Linked DNA regions of Homo sapiens: region 1 is linked to region 2. Evidence: chromatin loops called from intact Hi-C (ENCODE). Cell type or tissue: K562. All regions are shown on one strand. Each heading gives the region's core, and the rest is flanking DNA. Links, peaks and the distances in the headings are about the cores only.

The links. A loop is a pair of places that touch in the nucleus more often than their neighbours do. Peaks named below come from ENCODE experiments on the same cell type or tissue, not always from the same donor. Only the 100,000 strongest peaks of a DNase experiment are listed, where the experiment ranks them.
Region 1: a loop joins it to region 2, with 2.5 times the contacts of the local background. A loop is called at or near these places in 4 of 110 quality-filtered maps.

What each region holds. Positions count from the first base shown.
Region 1 is chr22:22,554,483-22,564,334 of GRCh38, reverse strand. It overlaps PRAME (PRAME nuclear receptor transcriptional regulator), which reads left to right and starts at 5,070. Exons shown (of 6, transcript NM_206956.3): 1 at 5,070-5,364; 2 at 6,755-6,790; 3 at 7,426-7,523. The coding sequence starts at 7,503. It overlaps LL22NC03-63E9.3 (a long non-coding RNA gene), which reads right to left and starts at 4,992. Exons shown (of 3, transcript NR_027426.2): 1 at 4,928-4,992; 2 at 1,363-1,472; 3 at 1-668. It also overlaps IGL. RefSeq lists an enhancer at 4,859-5,153. In K562, for the core only: no CTCF peak of the experiment used is centred there; DNase peaks (open chromatin) are centred at 5,054, 5,954, 6,134, 6,604 and 1 weaker place; H3K4me3 peaks cover 3,949 bases.
Region 2 is chr22:22,474,371-22,484,276 of GRCh38, reverse strand. It overlaps IGL. Among named protein-coding and RNA genes, the nearest start is that of ZNF280B, 29 kb to the left of the region's middle. In K562, for the core only: no CTCF peak of the experiment used is centred there; DNase peaks (open chromatin) are centred at 3,866, 5,437 and 5,702.

The sequences.
Region 1 (9,852 bases), core at 1,853-9,852, 79 kb before region 2:
TTTCCCTCTGAGCTCATTCACAGCTAGCCCCAAAAGAATTTTTTTTTAAGACAGAGTCTCACTCTGTTGCCCAGACTGGAGTGCAGTGGTGCAATCTTGGCTCACTGCAATCTCTGCCTCCCAGGTTCAAGCGATTCTCTTGCCTCAGCCTCCCGGGTAGCTGGGACTACAGGTGTGCACCACCATGCCAGGCTAAGTTTTGTATTTTTAGTAGAGATGGGGTTTCACTATGTTGCCCAGGCTGGTCTCGAACTTCTGACCTCAGGTGATCTGCCTGCCTCAGCCTCCCAAAGTGCTGAAATTACAGGCATGAGCCACCGCGCCTGGCCTCCAAAAGAATTTTCCAAAATGGTGATTCTCCCATTAAGACAAACGGTCATGGGAACGTAGGCAAGCCACTCTGAATTCTCTCCAAGACCTTCCACTGTGGCCTGTTGCGCATCTGCAGAATCCTGCAGCAGATTGGGAATCAGGGGCCATTTCAAACACGTGTTATTAAGTCAGGAGCCCAGTATGCACTAAGTGTCGTGGGAGCACAGCCAGCCAGTGTGACCCCACGCTGGGGGCAAGGAGCCTTGCACCAGGACTACACAGCCTGAGTTCCTTCTTGACTTGACCACTTTGTCTTGGACCTGTGGTTTGCCTTTTCTTACTGTCAGTGTCTTCACCTAAAAAAACACGAAAACAGCAGTAAAGTTCACAAACTCCTTGCATTCACCTGCTTAGAAAATCGAAAGGCAAATTGTTTCCATTAATCAGCGAGGTCTCTATGATTTTTATTCCCAGAATGGTTAGGTTGAGAGTGCTGGTCCCTTCAACTCCAGGTTTATTTTAGGTGGTCATAGAAAAATACATACTTTTCTCTCTCAGTTCTCTATCTCATCCGTGCAAAGGTTAGTCCCGACTCAGCCTCTCTCACTTCCAGGAGCAGAGCAGAACAGACTGTCAAATGCGTCCCCGTCCCTTGCTTCCCTCATTGCAGTCTTAAAGTATCTCTTGTCATCACTCTAATTCAGCACAGGTTGACTCTCACTTTCCAAAATGAAGATACCTCTATTTTCATTGCCGATCAAGGAAAAAAAAATCATATGTTTATGAACTGAGTGTTTGCGTCCCCCCACCACAAATTCATATGTTGAAGCCCTAATCCCCATTGTGGCTGTATATGGAGATGGGGCCTCTAAGGAAGTAATTAAGATTAAGTGAAGTCACAAGGGTCGGGTTCTCATAACTTTCAGCATCCTTATAAGAAGAAGCACCCATGCTCTCTCTCCACACATGCGCACAAAGGGGTCACGTGAGCACAACGCAAAATGGCCTCAGCCTATAAGCTAAGAGAAGATGCCTCAGAATGACACCCACCTTGCTGACACCTTGATCTTGGACTTCCCAGCCTCCAGAACTGTGAGAAATAAATTTTTGTTGTTTAATCCATCCAGTCTGTGATATTTTGTTATGGCAGCTGAAGCAGTCTAATAAATGATAAAAAAAAAAAGTTCAAGAGAATACAGAAAAGTATTTTATAACAAACAGTGTTATCATTTTAGTGACCATTTTCTGTACATGTTAGCCCACTTATCTAAGACATTCACAAATATGAATTACTGATATCCCAGGAACCTTGTAACTCCTACTCCCCATTTCAGGCCTAGCAGAGCCCCAGGAATATGGCATCCGATTGTAAAGAACTCGAAGCAATGAATGAGTGACTGTTATGGTCATACACAATTTTACATGAATAGAATTACATTAGACAATCATTCACGTGATCTGCATTTTTTTTTCAAATATTGCAGACAGACATCATCAGTCATAAAAAAGAAGGGAATCTTGCCATTTGCAACAATACGAATGAACCTGGAGGAAATTATGTTAAGTGAAATAAGCCAGATGCAGAAAGACAAATACTGTACGAGCTAATAATATGTGGAATCTAAAAAGTGGAACTCTTTTGACATGGTTTGGTAATATAACAAATACAAAAAAAATTAAAGGAAAGGGAAAAAAGAAACACAAAAAGTGGAACTCATAGAGGCAGAGTAGAATGGTAGTTCCCAGGGGCTGTGGGTGGGAGGAATGAGAGATGTTGGTCAAAGGCTACAAAATTTTAGTTATAAGATGGTAAATCCTGAGACTCTAATATACAGCATAGTAACTATAGTTAATAATGCTATATTATTAATTGAAATTTGCTAACAGAGCACACACACATTGACTGCTGGGGTGAAAGATGTGTTAACTAATTTGATTAATCATCAAACAAGGTATATGTGGATCAATGTATATGAATTGTACACCTTGAATCCATACAATTTTTATTTGTCAATTATACCTCAAGAAACCTGGAAAAAAATCAAACATTACAGACATCTTATTGTATTTTCTGTGTCTTATCCAAAAAAAGCACCCGGAGCTCAGCAAAGCACTTGATGTTTGCCCTCACACTGTTCCTCTCCCATTCCAGTTGTCGACCAAAAGGAACCATCAGACAAAAAACACCTCCAAATTTGTTGAATTTATTCAGGAATTAGAATACAAAATTATACGCTGGGCATGGTGGCTCATGCCTGTAATCCCAGCACTTTGGGAAGTCGAGTTGGGAGCAACACTTGAGGCCTGGAGTTCAAGCCCAGCCTGGGAAACACAGTGAGACTCTCTCTACCAAAAAAAAAAAATTTTTAATAAAGTAAATACATAAATTAGCTGGGCATGGTGGTGCATGCCTGTTGTCTTAGCTACTCAGGAGGCTGAGGTGGGAGGACTGCTTGAGCCCGAGAGTTGGAGGCAGTGGTGAACTACGATTATGCACTACACTCCAGCCTGGGTGACAAAGCAAGACCCTGTCTCAAAAAATAAATAAATATAAAAATAAATATAAATTTACAAAAAAAAATTAAAAAAGAGAAAAAGCATTATAACCTAAGATGCTCAGCTATGGCAAGCCATATATGCATCTCAAGAGGGGAGGGCAAAGGGAAGGTTGTATTGGCAAAAAAAGAGATTTAAATAAGCTGCTTGCAAACAGTTCACCGGTTATGAAGACTCAAAACCACAGTTGGCATCAGTTCATTGGTGGAGACGCTGTGCCTAGGCAGGTGTTCTTTCAAAAGCATCTTATCTAAATTGTTGTGATTCCAAAACAGGAATGTCTTGCAGGGCTATTTCGAAAAGTCCCGAGACAGCCAACCCTTTTTAAAAATATAGATGGGGTCTTGCTATATCACTCAGGCTAGTCTTCAATTCCTGGCCTCAGGGGATCCTCCAACCTTGGCCTCCCAAAGTGCTGGGATTACAGGGGTGAGCCACCACACCCAGCTTCCTGAGACAGCTTTTATCTCAGCCATGTAAGCATGAGCCCTTCCCTTTCATACCCTCAGGGTTTTACTTTGGGTCAACAAATAGTGAGTTTATTTTGGTATGTGCAACTTTCAAACACCCATCGCCATAAAAGAAAGGACCAGCCTTGGCCAGGCACAGTGGCTGATGCCTGCAATCCCAGCACTTTGGGAGGCCGAGGTGGGCGGATCATGAGGTCAGGAGATCAAGACCATCCTGGCTAACACGGTGAAACCCTGTCTCTATTAAAAACAAAAAAATTAGCCAGGCATGGTAGCGGGCACCTGTAGTCCCAGCTACTTGGGAGGCTGAGGCGAGAGAATGGCATGAACCCGGGAGGCGGAGCTTGCAGTGAGCCGAGATCGCGCCACTGCACTCCAGCCTGGGCAAGAGCGAGACTCCGTCTCAAAAAAAAAAATAAATAAATAAAGGACCAGCCTCGACTGACAGTCGGCACTCCGCAGGCATCCTCCACAATCCTCTCTCCTCTCTGCCTCTTGCCCTACAACCTGGCCATGCCATGATTCCTCCCTACCTGTCCTCCTCTGTGGACTTCATGACCACGCTCTGTCCTATGAGGCTGGACCAGGGTCATGTTCACTCACTTCTCTCCCCTCCCTGCCATTTGTTCCACTCCCCAACTTGTTCTCCACGCATCGATCTCAATGGAGCAACAGCAATCAGATGATGAAAATAAATAATGGTGGCCAGTCTTCAAATGGATCCCCTTTTCAATCCCGCACTATCCATCTGCTGCCTTCTCATCAGCCCTCTGCCCCAGTTTCTTTCCCTTCTCAAACTGGACAAGCACCGTACTCCGTGAAGATGTGTGCAGCCTGTTCCCATGCCCTGAACACCATCCCTTCAAGCTCCTCTGGCTGCTCCCTGCTCAGGTCTCAGAAAAGGAGAGCTGGGCAACCCTCCCAGGGAGCCGCCCGCCTGTGTAACTTTCAGTACCAGCCTGTTTGCTTTCTTGAGATAATTAGCTACAACGGCCACTTTAAAACAATGGTCTTCTTATTTTGTTTTTTGTTTTCACCCTAAACTTTATAAAGTCAGAAATCGTAAGTCCTTGAGCATCCACAGCCACTCAAGGACGAACCTTTGCTGAATGCCTCAAGCAGAGAGGGGGAGGCTGAGTCTCTGTTTCGAAGGTGAAAACACAACGGTTTTTATCAGCCCTGTTTTATGCGACAATCCCAGGTCGAATCTGGATCAATGCAATGACTTCCTTTGCATGGACCTATGTTTTGTTCGTGCATTCATCTGTGCAGCTGGGAACCCGCAGCTCTGTTCACTGGCATGGGGATGCCTCGGGGAATGGCAGGGCAGAGCCACAAAAAGCCAGCCTCACCACGCGGCCTGTTGCTCTTAGCCACCATGCCCATCATAGCCTGTGGCAGGAGATGTTGGGGTCCCCCCCCCCGACCCCTTTCAGGAAAACAGAGTTTGTGGAGGCGGAGTACTTCCCAGGCCTGACTGATAAAACAATTCAAAAGACTCAAAGAGATTCCTCGCCTGTCCCGTCCCTTGAAGGGCCTTGAACACGGGGTCCTTCCGCTTGGCTCCTAGCCCGTCCCTCTCCCCTTACCAGGAAAGGATCCTCCCCATCTCTGCAGAAGCCTGACCATCCCCCTAGAGGGCCTGGGAGGAAGTGGGTTTTGCATACAGTCCCTGTTGACTCTAGTGCCCCCTGCTGGCCCCAGACGCGAGTTCCGGCGAGGCTTCAGGGTACAGCTCCCCCGCAGCCAGAAGCCGGGCCTGCAGCGCCTCAGCACCGCTCCGGGACACCCCACCCGCTTCCCAGGCGTGACCTGTCAACAGGTCTGTATTGGCGACAAAAGGAGCAGCCCTGAATGTAGGGAAAGCAGGGCGGAGTCCTCTGCAGGCTCGGGGGAGGGGAGGGGCGTGAATGCGTGGATTTCTGTGGAGAGTGGAAACACGGGGAGTCGAGGGGAGCATGCGCGGGCCTCAGAAAGTTCTGGGAAACCGACTCCCGGGAGCAGGGAGGAACGCGCGCTCCAGAGAGTAAGTTAATTGAATCCCGGGGGGTGGTCTCTTCAGCCCGGGGGGTTACAGAAGTAGGTAAATCCAGAGATTACCCAGCCAAGGCCAGGGGCATCTTTTCTAGACTTGCGGGGCGGGGTGGGGCGAGAACTTGAGCTCAGGGGACCCTGGAACCGGCCCCTGCACCCCGCATCCCACTGAAGAAAAGGGAGGTCGCCAGAAGCACAGACCCAGGACAGAGTCCAGACTTGGACGTCTCCGTGATCCCAGAACACCCCGTCCCACACTCCCAGTCAGCCCCCCGCCTCCCCACTGCCTCTCCATTCGCCCACCGCACCCCCTTTTTCCACCCTGCCCCCACCCTACTGTCTGGTGGGAAAGGCCGCAGCCATCACGTATTCACCCATCCCCACCCCTCACCCCCCACCTTCTGACTTTCTTTCCACATCCCCACCCCCTCCCCCACTCTCTGCCTCTTTTCCCTCCCCCTCCCCAACCCTTTGTTTTTCTTACACATCCCCACCCCTCCCCCAACCTCTGTCTTCTCTCATCCCCACCCCCACCCTGTTTCCCTTCCCCCATTCCCGCCCTGGCCCGCCTTCTGTCTCCCTTCCCCCATCCCCACCCCTCCCCCCCTTCTGTCTCCCTTCCCCCATCCCCACCCCTCCCCCGCCTTGTCTACCTTCCGCCATCCTCACCCCTCCCCCACCCTGTCTCCCTTCCCCCACCCCACCCCTCCCCCACCCTCTGTCTCCGTTCCTAATCCCCACGCCTCCACCACTCTTTGTTTCCCTTCCCCCATCCCGACCCCCCACCCCACCCTGTGTTCCTTCCTCCATCCCCCCCCACTGTCTTTCTTCTCGGTTCCCCACCCTGTCTCCCTTCCCGCATGCCCACCCCTCCCCCACCCTGTCTCCCTTCCCCCATGCCCACCCCTCCCCCACCCTGTCTCCCTTTCCCCATGCCCACCCCTCCCCCACCCTGTCTTCCTTCCCCCATGCCCACCCCTCCCCCACCCTGTCTTCCTTCCCCCATTCCTAACCCTCCTCCCGCCCCCCCTTCCCCACCCCCATCTCCCCTCCTTCCCCACCCCCATCTCCTCCCCACCCCCAGCCTCCTCTGCTCTCCAACTTCCTCTCCCCTTTTCCCCTCCTCCTGCTCCCTTCTCCTCTGCTCCTCCCCCCACTGCCCCTCCCCCACTGCCCCTCCTCCTCCCAGTCTTTGAAAACAAGCCCCTCTCGACTCTCTGGGCGACCTCACTGGATCTCGTGAGATTTTGCCCTGGAAGGACTGAGAAACGGGGATTGGTCAGACCAGGCTGCCCAGCCCCCCGGTCCCCACCGCCGCCCCCCCCGCCCCACGCAGCGGCTAGGGCGCTTAGCTGAGCCATTGTCTCGTTCTTTCCTTCCAGCAACTTCGCGGTGTGGTGAACTCTCTGAGGAAAAACGTAAGTTCGAGCCCTGATTCCTCCGCTTCCCCGCAGGGTGACCTTGGGCTTGTGCCCCCAGCACCACCCCTGTCCCGGGTCCCTGTTTTCTCTCTGGAAATGGGTTGAAGACCAAAGAAAATAATGTGCGCCACTTGGGTCACCCCGGGCCGCCTGCCCCGGAAAATTGGCCCCAGTTGAGGAGTTGTGGCTGTAAGGATGCCTTGAACCGAGGCGGCGGTGCTCGTGGTTGGAGCTCTCCAGGGTGGGTGCGCATTTGTAATGCGGTGGATGCTCTGGGACTCGGCCCCTCTGAAGGTGCTGGGGGTTGGGGACGGCCCAGGCAGTGGCGTAGGCGTCCTAGGAAGGCGGGAGCAGAGGCAGAAATGTCGCTGCAAGACCGTAGTCAGGGTCCTTGACCACAGGGGTCACTTGTGACCAACCACATGGTCTGTTGTTCCTCCTGCCCCCTGGTTCAGCCCAGGAAACACTGGTGCTCAGGTTTGGAGCCAGAGATTTGCACTGAAAGGGCGGGATTGAGTCGCCAGTTGTCAGTTTCCTCAGCAGTATTTGCGGAGGTTTTCACAGGAGGCCGTTGCTTCGTAAATATTATACATGTATTCTTCTTTTTGGAGCATTTTGATTATTACTCTCAGACGTGCGTGGCAACAAGTGACTGAGACCTAGAAATCCAAGCGTTGGAGGTCCTGAGGCCAGCCTAAGTCGCTTCAAAATGGAACGAAGGCGTTTGTGGGTAAGAAGGTCCCCTGAGCTGTCTGAGGTGCTCAGAGAAGCCCTGTTCCCCTCTGTCCTTGTCACTCGAGCCAGATGGGAGCTGCATCCTGAGGTCCCTCACAGTAGACGAAGAGGCAGGAGCCGCTTTTATTGTTTCTGGTCATTTCCACAAAAGAGCATTTCACTTCCCGTGCTGTCTTTGTATGAGAGTCAACCCTAGGGTCGGGCACGGTGGCTCATGCCTGTAATCCCAGCACTTTGGGAGGCTGAGGCGGGCGGATCACCAGGTCAGGAGATTGAGACCATTCCTGGCTAACACTGTGAAACCCCGCGTCTACTAAAAGTACAGAAAGTTAGCCGGGCGTGGTGGCATGCACCTGTAGTCCCAGCTACTCAAGTGGCTGAGGCAGGAGAATCGCTTGAACCCAGGAGGCGAAGGTTGCAGTAAGCCAAGATCATGCCACTGCACTCCAGCCTGGCGACAGAGCGAGACTCCGTCTCCAAAAATAAAAATTAACCCTAGGCCAGGCATGGTGGCTCATGCATGTAATCCCAATCCCAGTACCATGGGAGGCCGAGGTGGGCAGATCACCTGAGGTCAGGAGTTCGAGACTAGCCTGGCCAAAATGGTGAAATCCTGTCTTTACTAAAAATAGAAAAAAAATTAGCTGGGCGTGGTGGCCCACATCTGTAGTCCCAGCTACTTGGGAGGCTGAGACAGGAGCAGGAGAATCGCTTGAACCCAGGAGGTGGAGGTTGCAGTGAGCCAAGATGGTGCCAGTGCACTCTAGCCTGGGCAACAAGAGTGAAACTCCTCCTCCAAAAAAAAAAAAAAAATCTTAATGCATTGTGGACCTTATTGCCAAAGCCACGATTACATTCAGAACCTTTCCCCGGGGTAATCAGACGCAAAAGCCCACACTTCCAGTGGTGTCAGAGAGTATGAGCTCCAGGAGGCTTTGATCTCACTGCCCCATGGGCTTGGGCCATTAGGGGTAAGTGTCGGTCCTGGGAAGTGAGCAACAAGATTGCACTGCCTCATCCTTGGGTGCCACCTGGGGAGATCAGGGAGAACATGCAACCTGGGTTGAAGCCGGGAGACTTGTGCTGGAACTAAAGGCTCAAGGACGGCACAGTGCGTTGGACTGTGGGACCGTGCTCGGGTGCTGTTGGTATCCACAAGCCTGTAATCCCAGCACTTTGGGAGGCTGAAATGGGTGGATCACTTGAGCCCAGGAGTTCAAGACCAGTCTGGGAAACATAGTAAGACCCTGTCTCTAAAAAAGAAAAAGAGGCTGGGCATGGTGGCTCACTCTTGTAATCTCAACACTTTGGGAGGCCTAGACAGGCAGATCACTTGAGGTCAGGAGTTTGAGACCAGCCTGGCCAACATGGTGAAACCCCATCTCTACTAAAAATACAAAAATATAGCCGTGTGTGGGGGCGTGTGCTTGTAATCCTAGCTACTTGGGAGGCTGAGGCAGGAGAATCGTTTGAACCCAGGAGGCAGAGGTTGCAGTGAGCCAAGATTGCGCCACTGCACTCCAAAAAAAACACCTGAAGGACCTGGTGCAGATACTTCGGGGGTCCCCACTGGGATTCTATGACTAGAGAGGAGGGTGCAGACCACCCACCTGATGAGCTCAGAGGCCACTCTGGCCTGTGCAGCCCACAAGGACCATAAGAACCAGTAGACAGGACATGCAGAAATATCTCCCCAATTCATGTCTGGACCCTAGGAGTCATGCTGGGCCCCAGTCTTTTCACTTCTCCCTTATACTGGGAGGAAGGACAGCACCTTTGTGCAAATGTGCCCCTGGTGCTGCTTCCTCCAGTGCCACTGGACAAACTGGCAGTGTGAAGCTGGACAGAGGAGTGTCACTGCCTCACAGGGAGATTGCACAGCTCAGAGATTACACAACTCACACTTGATCGCGGTTCCTCCTCCTCCCTTGGATCTCCTGGAAGCGGGGATCCCATGGAAGCTTCCCTAACTGTTGGACTTACTCAGTTTTCCTGTTTTTCCATGGTTTATGTGAAGCTTATCAGCCCTTTCTAACACTTAGATTGTTTGATAGGGAGGGAAATGAAACTCTTTCTAAACTCCTCACATAAGGGCTACCAATTCCTGCTTGCTTGGAGCTGAGCAGGTTCTTCCCCAGACAGAGTCAGGGACTTACAAGACTAAAAATGAAAATGACAGTGAACTTTAGATTCTCTGTGAAGGCTATTTGAGGTAATGAATGAGAGCTGCTGCGGCCTTTGCTGTGCCCAGTAGCTGCTTGATAATTAGGGACATTGACAATGACCTTTATTACTAATCTCAGTCTCCCGCAGCTGATGAGTGA
Region 2 (9,906 bases), core at 786-8,785:
ATTCTTCCTAGCAGCTGGTACTATGGGCGTGTGCCACCATGCCCAGCTAATTTTTGTACTTTTCGTAGAGACGAGGTTTCATCGTGTTGGCCAGGCTGGTCTTGAACTCCTAGCCTCAAGTGATCCGCCCACGTTGGTCTCCCAAAGTGCCGGGATTACAGGAGTGAGCCACCATGCCTGGCCTATTTTTAGTTTGTAATTTTTATTTAGTACCACTGTATAATCTTTGCCTTTTTGCCACTTGTGTTCATTTTTAGCCTTATTGCTACCACCAGAACTTTTTTTTTTTTTGAGACAGAGTCTCGCTCTGTCAGCTAGGCTGGAGTGCAGTGGCCCCTGATCTCGGCTCACTGCAAACTCTGCCTCCCGGGTTCACGCCATTCTCCTGCCTCAGCCTCCCAAGTAGCCGGGACTACAGGCGCCCGCCACCACGCCCGGCTAATTTTTTATATTTTTTTTAGAAGAGACGGGGTTTCACCATGTTAGCCAGGATGGTCTCGATCTCCTGACCTCATGATCCACCTGCCTCGGCCTCCCAAAGTGCTGGGATTACAGGCGTGAGCCACCGTGCCCGGCACTACAGCCAGAACTTCTAAACAATATTTAAGATGGAGTTAATGGGCTTCTTTGTTCTTGGCTTTAATAAGAAATGATTTGCCCTTAAAGGTAATAAGTATATTGCTTAAATAATTTCTATTTCCATTTTTGGGGCCAGGTGTGGTGGCGCATGCTTGTAATCTCTGCACTTTGGGAGGCCAAAGCGGGTGGATCACCTGAGGTCAGGAGTTTGTGACCAGCCTAACACGGTGAAACCCCCTCTCTACTAAATACAAAAAAGTTAGCCAGGCATGGTGGCGCATGCCTGTTATCCGAGCTACTTGGGAGGCTGAGACAGAAGAATCGCTTGTACCTGGGAGGCGGAGGTTGCATCCAGCCTGGGAAACAAGCGAAGCTCTATCTCAAAAAAAAAAAGTTTCTATTTCTATTTTTTAGAATCTTTAAAGAGAATTATTTAGTTTTATAATTTACAACATCTATTAAGACAATCATTTTCTTTACTAACCCAAGTTTTTACTTGGTTGCACTTACAGCTTTCTTGTTAGAAACCTTCCTTTCCTGAAGCAAAAGTAGTTCTATTTGGGATAGGATATGGTTTTAACTACTCGGAATCCCACTTCCTTTCTCATTTCTAATATTAAAGTGTATTTCCTCTTCCTGTCATTAATTCGTCCTGGTTTTATCAATGTTTCTGATTTACTTTTTCCAAGAAGCAACCCCCCATTTGCTTTAGTTTTGTTTTCTCTATTTTTGTTTTTATTCATTATATCTCATTCGCTTTCTTTAGCATTGTTTTTTGTGAGGTTTTTGTTTTTTTTTTTTTTTTTTTTTTTTTTTTTTTGGTAGAGACAGGGTTCTGCTATGTTGCCCAGGCTGGTCTCGAACTCCTGGGCTTAAACAGTCCTCCTGCCCTGGCCTCCCAAAGTGTTGGGATTGCAAGTGTGTGCCACTATGCCTAACCTATTTTTTAATTTTCTTTAACAAAGGATTCAAACCAGCTGGGCGTGGTGGCTCATGTCTGTAATCCCAGCACTTTGGGAGGCAGAGGTGGGTGGATCATATGTGGTCAAGAGTTCGAGCCTGGCCAAGATGGTGAAAACCCGTCTCTACTAAAAATACAAAAATTAGCCAGGCGTAGTGGCGGGCACCTGTAATCCCAGCTACTGGGGAGGCTGAGGCAGGAGAATCACTTGAACCTGGGAGGTGGAGGTTGCAGTGAGCTGAGATTGCACCATTGCACTCCATCCAGTCTGGGAAACGAGTGAAACTGCGTCTCAAAAAAAAAAAATTAAGACGTGGTGGTGCACACCTGTAGTCTGACCAGCTACTTGAGAGGATGGGGCGGGAGGGCTTGAGTCCAGGAGGTCTGCAGTGAGTTATGATTGTACCACTAGGTGACAAGAGATGCTGCCTCAAAAACAAACAAAAAACCCAAAACTTGGAAACCAAACTGAAAGTCAAATTATTAAATATATACCTACTACAAACAGTATTCAGTTATCAAAAGTAGTGATTATAGGAGCTATTGCAGTACACAATTTTATTTGGCTATAATGCAAAATAAGAAAGGAACATACAAAGTTATATGTACTTTGCAATTGTAATTATTCATGATAACATCTATGGAAAAGAATGATAAATTCTAAATACAATTGAGTTTACTTAATCCCATAGTGATTTTTATTCTTTCAAATGCTGGTATGGTGGCTCACAACTGTAATCTCAACACTTTGGGAGGCCAAAGCAGGCGGATCACTTGAGGCCAGGAGTTCCAGACCAGCCTGGCCAACATGGTGAAACCCCGTCTCTACTAAAAATAGAAAAACTGGCTGGGCATGGTGGTGTGTGCCTGTAATCCCAGCTACTCGGGAGGCTGAGGCAGGAGAATCGCTTGAACCCAGGAGGTGGAAGGTGGAGGCTTAGCCGAGATCACCCTGCTGCGCTCCAACCTGGGCAATGGAGCGAGACTCTCTCAAAAAAATGTTATATAAGTGAGTTATTTTGTCTTTTAAAAGCATTCATCATATAAATAAAGTAAATTCCATTTCAGTGGTTAGCCCTTTTAGACTCTTTCCTTCCCGGTTATGAGATTGAAATTAGAACAATTATCAATGTGTGGCAAGACTGCCACTAAGACACAAGTCTTTCTTAGCTTTAGGGCAAGCATTGGCAAACTGTGGCTTTTAGGCTAAGTTTAAATTTTCAAAACATTGTTAGAGCCAGAGACCCATATACACCCAGCAAAGCCTAAAATATTTACTACCTGACACTTTATAGAAAAAAGTTTGCTGACCCCTGCTCTAGTTATAACTTAGACTCATTTGTATCTTCCCCTGTATTCATGTATGTGGGCTAATGGCTTAGAACTTTGGATGTGAATGGGATGGGGTTATTCCTTGATCCTATCCAGGGATTGATAGAATCCAAAACAGTAGAAAGAGGCACAATGTCAGAAATGACAGAAAAGCTGTCTGAGGGATGTGTGCATGGGTGTGTATAAACATACACATCGAAACCTTAGTACCATTTTTCCATGTTTTTTGATGGGTGGGATTGTGTGCTTTGCAAACAGGGAAGGGAATGTGTTATCTGTTGCTGCATAACAGGTTACCACAAAACTAACAGCTTAAACATTAACTCACATAGTCTCTGAGTGTCAGGAATCCTGGAACAGTTTAGTGTCAGATCCTACAGGTTAGGGTCTCGGTCCTCCAGACTTCCCCCCATACCCCCAGACACCACTCCCAAGTCTGGGTATACTGAACTTCTGACTGACTGACTTCAAGTTGGGGTTCTCACAACCCCCTCTTTGGATTTCATTAATTTGCCACAATAGCTCACAGAACTTGAGGAAACACGTTTACAGGTTTATTATAAAGGATATTACAAAAGATACAGATGAAGAGACACACAGGGCAAGGTGTGTGGAAAGAGGTATGGAGCTTCCATGGCTTCCCTGAGTGCGCCAACCTCCAAGAACCTCCAAGTGTTGTTCAGCTAACTGGAAGCTCCCTGAACCCAGTCTTCTTGGGTTTTTATGGAAGCTTCATGACTTAAGCATTCTCTCCCGCTAGAGTATAGGGCAGGATTCTCTCTTGGGAGGGTCTTAGAACCCACAATCAGAAAGATTAGAGTCCTGCCTTGGGGCAGGTAAAAGGATGGCAGAAGGTCAGAAGCCTACCTCTGAGGCCTAACACCGAACATTATAACAAAAGACTGTAACAAGGGCTGTGGGAGTTATGAACTGTGGACAAAACCAATGTATATTATAACACCACAAGAGCATAGCATACACAGCATAGAGATGCTGGTCAATGGGATGATTTATGTCCTGAATGGAACTCAGAGCCACTGCACTAGATTTCATCACACTAACCAGAATGGCATGCAATTTAAAACCTAAGAATTGTTGGCTGAGTGTGGTGGCTCACGCCTCTAATCCCAGCACTTTGGGAGGCTGAGGCAGATAGATCATTTGAGGTCAGGAGTTTGAGAACAGCCTGGCCAACATAGTGAAACCCCATCTCTACTTAAATACAAAAGTTAGTTGGGTGTGGTGGTGGGCACTTGTAATCCCAGCTACTCAATACACTGAGGTAGGAGGATTGCTTGAGGCCGAGGAGCAGAGGTTGCAGTGAACCGAGATCACGCCACTGCACTCCAGCCTGAAGGACAGAGCAAGACCCTGTCATTAAATAAATAAATAAATAAACTAAAACCTATGAATTGTTTATTTCTGGAATTTTCCGTTTAATATTTTTGGACCACAATTGACTGTGGGTAACTGAAACCATGGAAAGTAAAACCACAGATAAAGGGGACTACTGTACTCTGAAGCATCATTTTTGATCTTTCAGAGCCTTAAAGGATTTTACCCTCTGACTGGGTGCAGTGGCTCACACTTGTAATCCAAGGCTGGTGGATCACCTGAGGTCAGGAGTTCAAGACCAGCCTGGCCAACATGGTGAAACTCCGTCTCTACTAAAAAAAAAAAAAAAAAAAAAAAAAAAAAATTTGCTGGGCATGGTGGCCTGCACCTGTAACTCCAGCTACTCGGGAGGCCGAGGCAGGAGAATCACTTGAACCTGGGAGGCAGAGGTTGCCGTGAGCTGAGATCAAGCCGTTACACTCCAGCCTGGGTGAAACTCTGTCTCAAAGAAAAAGTAAAAAGGATTTTTACCCTCATCTTTCATATTTCTGCACCTTTCTTTAGTGCCCTGGATATAACCTTTGCTTGGGAGCAGTTAATTTTAGCATCTTTTGCCATCTGGAAAGACTGGGAATTTTCAAAACCAGCAGGTACTGGCTCTTGGCTCTTTTTTGTTTAACACTTCTTCCCTTAGCTTGTTTCTGTCCCCTCAGATTTTACTATAAGTAGCAAGAAGAAACCAATCAGCACTTTCAGCATTCTGGCTGGAAATCTCAATTAGATGACTCAGGTACATTTTCTACTTTCACCTGACTAGGTGATAGTCACTAAACTTTCTGCCACTACGTAACTACGTAACCCCTTGCTCAATTTTCTAATAACATGTTCCTCACTTCATTTTAAGCTACACCAGAGCCTTCTCAGAGTCCAGTTTTCTACTAAGGCTTGCACTGACAATCTCCTTGAAGATTTTTTAGCTTCTGCCCACTGCCCAGTTTCAAAGCCACTCCTACATTTTAGGTATTACACCAGCACCTCCCTTCCAGGTACTAAAATCTGTATTAGTTACCTATTGCTGTATAATATATTACTGCAAACTTATCAACTAAAACCACCACTATTTGTTATCTCATGGTTTCCGAGGGTCAGGAATTTGGGGTCACTTAACTGAGTGGTGCTGTCTCAGCTTCTTTCATGAGGTTGCAGTTAAGATGTTGACTGGGGCCATATCATGTGAAAGGCTTGACTAGGGCTTTCAAACTCACTTGGGTATTGGCAGGAGGCCTCCCTCTGTTCCTTGTCATATGGTCCTCATGACATGTCAGCTGGCTTCCTACAGAATGAGTGATCCAAAAGAGAACAAGGAAGGCATTGCAATGTTTTTTATAATAGCCTTGGAGGTAAAATAACTTCACTCTGTTGTATACTCTTGGTCACCCAGAGCAACCCTGATGCTATGTGGGAATGGACCATATACAGATAGGAATACCAGAGGGTGGGGAATCACTGGAGGCCATCTTGGAAGTTACCACAGGGAAAATGGAACATTAGAAGTTTTTATGATACAAGGAAGGCAGCTAAAACTGAGTTAATGGTCATTGTGTTGCCTTCCCACTCTCTGGTGTGCCATTGTGGCTGACACCATTTTGAGAGGATTCTTTTTAAAGTTCATTTATTTTAAAATGTTGAGTATATAATATATTCACATTCTTCAAACATCGAAAAAGTAACAACTCAGATTCTTTTTTTAGCCTTTCAGATAGTTTCTTATTTTTTCTTTTCTTTTTTTTAAATAACTGATTTATATTATGCACAGTCTTCTGCACCTTGCTTTTTTTATTTGACGGTGTAACATGTTCACATTTTATGGCATATAAACAGGAAAATTATAGCCTGAGATTATGAAAGGGCTAATTAAAAATATTTCTGAAGTGTTTCCAAAGATTACTAAGAAAAATCGGGGGCCGGGTGTGTTGGCTCACGCCTGTAATTCCAACACTTTGGGAGGCCAAGGTGGGCAGATCACAAGGTCAGGAGTTCGAGACCAGCCTGGCCAATGTGGTGAAACCCCATCTCTACTAAAAATACAAAAATTAGCTGGGCATGATGGTGGTGGGCACCTGTAATCCCAGCTACTTGGGAGGCTGAGGCAGGAGAATTATTTGAACCCAGCAGGTGGAGGTTGCAGTGAGCTGAGATCGCACCATTGCACTCCAGCCTGGGTGACAGGGCCAGACTCCATCTCAAAAAAAAAAAGATTACTAAGACAAATCTCTAATGCACTATTATAAAATTGTTGTAAAGAAAAAAATCCCTGTCCATTTCACAAAGAATAAATATAGCTGATTGGTAAATAAATGCAAAATATTTAGTCTCCATAGCAAAAACAAAAATGGGAATTAAAGCAATGGTAGCGTACTGATGAATATTATATAAATTGTAATGTTTACTGTCAGTGAGGATGTATTAAAAGGAGTTTCAATTGGCATAAGCCTTTTTGGAAGTTATTTCAATATATGAATAAAAAGGTAATAATTTCATTTTTTTCATAGGATGCTTTTTTTTTTTTTTTTGAGACAAAGTCTCACTCTGCTGCCCAGGCTGGAGTTCAATGGCGCAATCTCGGCTCACTGCAACCTCTGCCTCCAGGGGTCAAGCAGTTCTCCTGCCTCAGCCTCCCAAGTAGCTGGGACTACAGGCACCTGCCACCATGCCCGGCTAATTTTTTGTATTTTTAGTAGAGACAGGGTTTCACCATGTAGGCCGGGCTGGTCTCAAACTCCTGACTTCAGGTGATCCACCTGCCTTGGCCTCCCAAAATGCTGGGATTACAGGCGTGAGCCACTGCTGGCCTCATGGGATGCTTTTAACATATCCAATAAAAATTTACAGAATGAATGTTTATGTATATATCCAAAATTGAGTATGTAAGATAATTCATCAATACTTTGGTTGTACTAATGTAAATGTAAAGTAGAAATAATTTTTTTTTTTTTTTTTAGTTAGAGACAGGGTATCTCCATGTTGGTCAGGCTAGTCTCAAACTCCTGATCTCAGGTGATGTGCCCACCTCGGCCTCCCAAAGTGCTGGGATTACAGGCATGAGCCACCAGGCCTGGCCAGAAATAATTTTAAATGCCTGGAAACTGAACAGTTTTGTACTTTTCATTTAATAGCTGCACAATCTACTTTTTTTGTTGTTTTTCGTTATTGTTGTTTTGGTTTGGTTTTTTTTTGAGGCGGAGCCTCACTCACTCTGTCGCCCAGGCTGGAGTGCAGTGGCACTATTTCGGCTCACGGCAACCTCCGCCTCCTGCGGTCAAGAGATTCTCCTGCCTCAGCCTCCTGAGGAGCTGGGATTACAGCCGCGGGCCCCCACGCCCGGCTAATTATTTTTTTGTAATTTTAGTAGAGATGGGGTTTCACCACATTGCCCAGGCTGGTCTCAAACTCATTGGCCCCAAGTGGTCAGCCGCCTCTGCCTCCCAAAGTGCTGGGATTACAGGCATGAACCACCGTGCCTGGCTGAAATAGCTGCACTATATACTTTTTTTAAAAGAGATAGATTGCAGTAATGTGAAAGAAAACTAGCAGGAAAAAAATTTGTATACATTGTGATCTGAACTATGGAGAAAATATGTGAAAGAACAGCCAGGCGCGGCGGTTCACACCTGTAATCCCAGCACTTTGGGAGGCCGAGGCGGGGCAAATCACTTGAGCTCAGGAGTTCCAGACCAGCCTGGCCAACGTGGAGAAACACCGTCTCTACTAAAAATACAAAAATTAGCCGGCGTGGTGGCAGATGCCCGTACTCCCAGCTGCTCGGGAGGCTGAGGCAGGAGAATTGCTTGACCCCCCCAGGAGGCAGAGATTGCAGTGAGCCAAGATTGCACCACTGCACTCCAGCCTGGGTGACAGAGTGAGACTCTGTCTCAAAAAAAAAAAAAAAAAAAAAAAAGAAGAAGTAGGAGAAGAGACTAAAATTGTAACATCTAACTTCTGAACTATTTGGTCTTTACGGCGTAGTTAAATATGCTCCTTGAAACAAATACTTCTAGGTCGGGCATGGTGGCTCACGCCTGTAATTCCGGAATTTTAGGAGGCTGAGGAGGAAGGATAGCTTGAGCCCAGAAGTTCAAGACCAGCCTGGGCAACACAGGGGGATCCAGGCTGTACAGAAAATAAATAAATTAGCCAAGTGTGGTGGTACACACCTATGTTCCCAGCCACTTGGGAGATTGAGGTAGGGGAGGATAGCTTGAACCTGGGAGGTCAAGCCTGCAATAAGCAGTGATTGTGCCACTGCACTCCAGCCTGAATGACAGAGCAGGACCACATCATTAAAAAAAAAAAAAAAAAAAAAAAAAGCCAGATTTTATGTAGTAAACTTGCATTGTTTTGAAAAATTTTTTAGGCCAGGCGCGTTGGCTCATGCCTGTAATCCCAGCACTTTGGGAGGCCGAGGCGGGCGGATCACGAGGTCAGGAGTTTGAGACCAGCCTGACCAACATGGTGAAACCCTGTCTCTACTAAAAATACAAAAATTAGCCGGGCGTTGTGGCGGCTGCCTGTAATCCCAGCTACTAGGAGGTTGTAATCCCTAGGAGGTTGAGGCAGGAGAATCACTTGAACCCAGGAGGTGGAGGTTGCAGTGAGCCAAGATCGTGCCATTGCACTCCAGCCTAGGTGACAGAGCAAGACTCCATCTCAAAAAAAAAAAAAAAAAGAAAAATTTTTTATATAAAATAAGGAGCTTGTTTTCTTTGCTATTATCAGTCAGAATTACATCATAGAGAGATTTTTTTTTTGAAAAAATATTTGACCATAAACTCTTCATCTAGTATACCTCTTATTGTTCCCTATGGATTGGAAAAATATTTGCATTCTATTTTTCCTAGACCCACTTTCTCCCAAAAGAAGGCAGAAGAATCATTCTAAAGGCTGATCTGAAATCTCTGTGAACCTGGGCAGTGACTGAGTGAGGAGGAGGAGAGGAGTCTAGACCACGGTGCTGAAGTTCCAAGGGCCCACTGGCCTCACAGCTAGTGTTGGACTCTCTAATGGCTCTTTTATGCCCTCCTCACCTCTTGCATAAAGGTTAGGTATTTGTGGGACACATTATGCAAATCTGAGCCTTTTATCTCTCCCTCCTCCTCCTATTCTGGTCTTTGTCCCAGGGAGCAACTCCCTGTCATGGGGAGGCCTAGGTGGCTGTGAGATCTGGCTTTGCCCTGTGGGAGGGAACAGCTGCTGTAACCTCTTGCAGGGCCTATGAGCAAGTGTCCAGGGTACCTAAAATATGAACAACCTGAACGTCAGGCTTCAGAGAGGATCCACGGCACCTTGCTGTGGTTTCCTGGGGTGGAGGATTGTAGTACCCCTCTCATTCATTTAACTTTTTTTGACATTTCTACTGTATTTCCTAGGCAAGCCCACATTCATTGTTTGTCTCTTTGTTCAGTCCTTTTTGTAGTTATTGTTGAAAATCCACTGCATTGTCTGTATTTCATTTCAGTGTTATCCGTCTTGTTTATCTGAGTGTTTTGAATGACTAAAGAAGTTATATTCATGACCATCTGATTTGAAGTTATTTACTTTGAACCTCATGCTGAATAAACTGCTTGCTTAAGATGAGAATTATTTAAATAATTTACTTTAGAGTATCTTATTTTATTTTAGTTTTTTAGACGGAGTCTCCC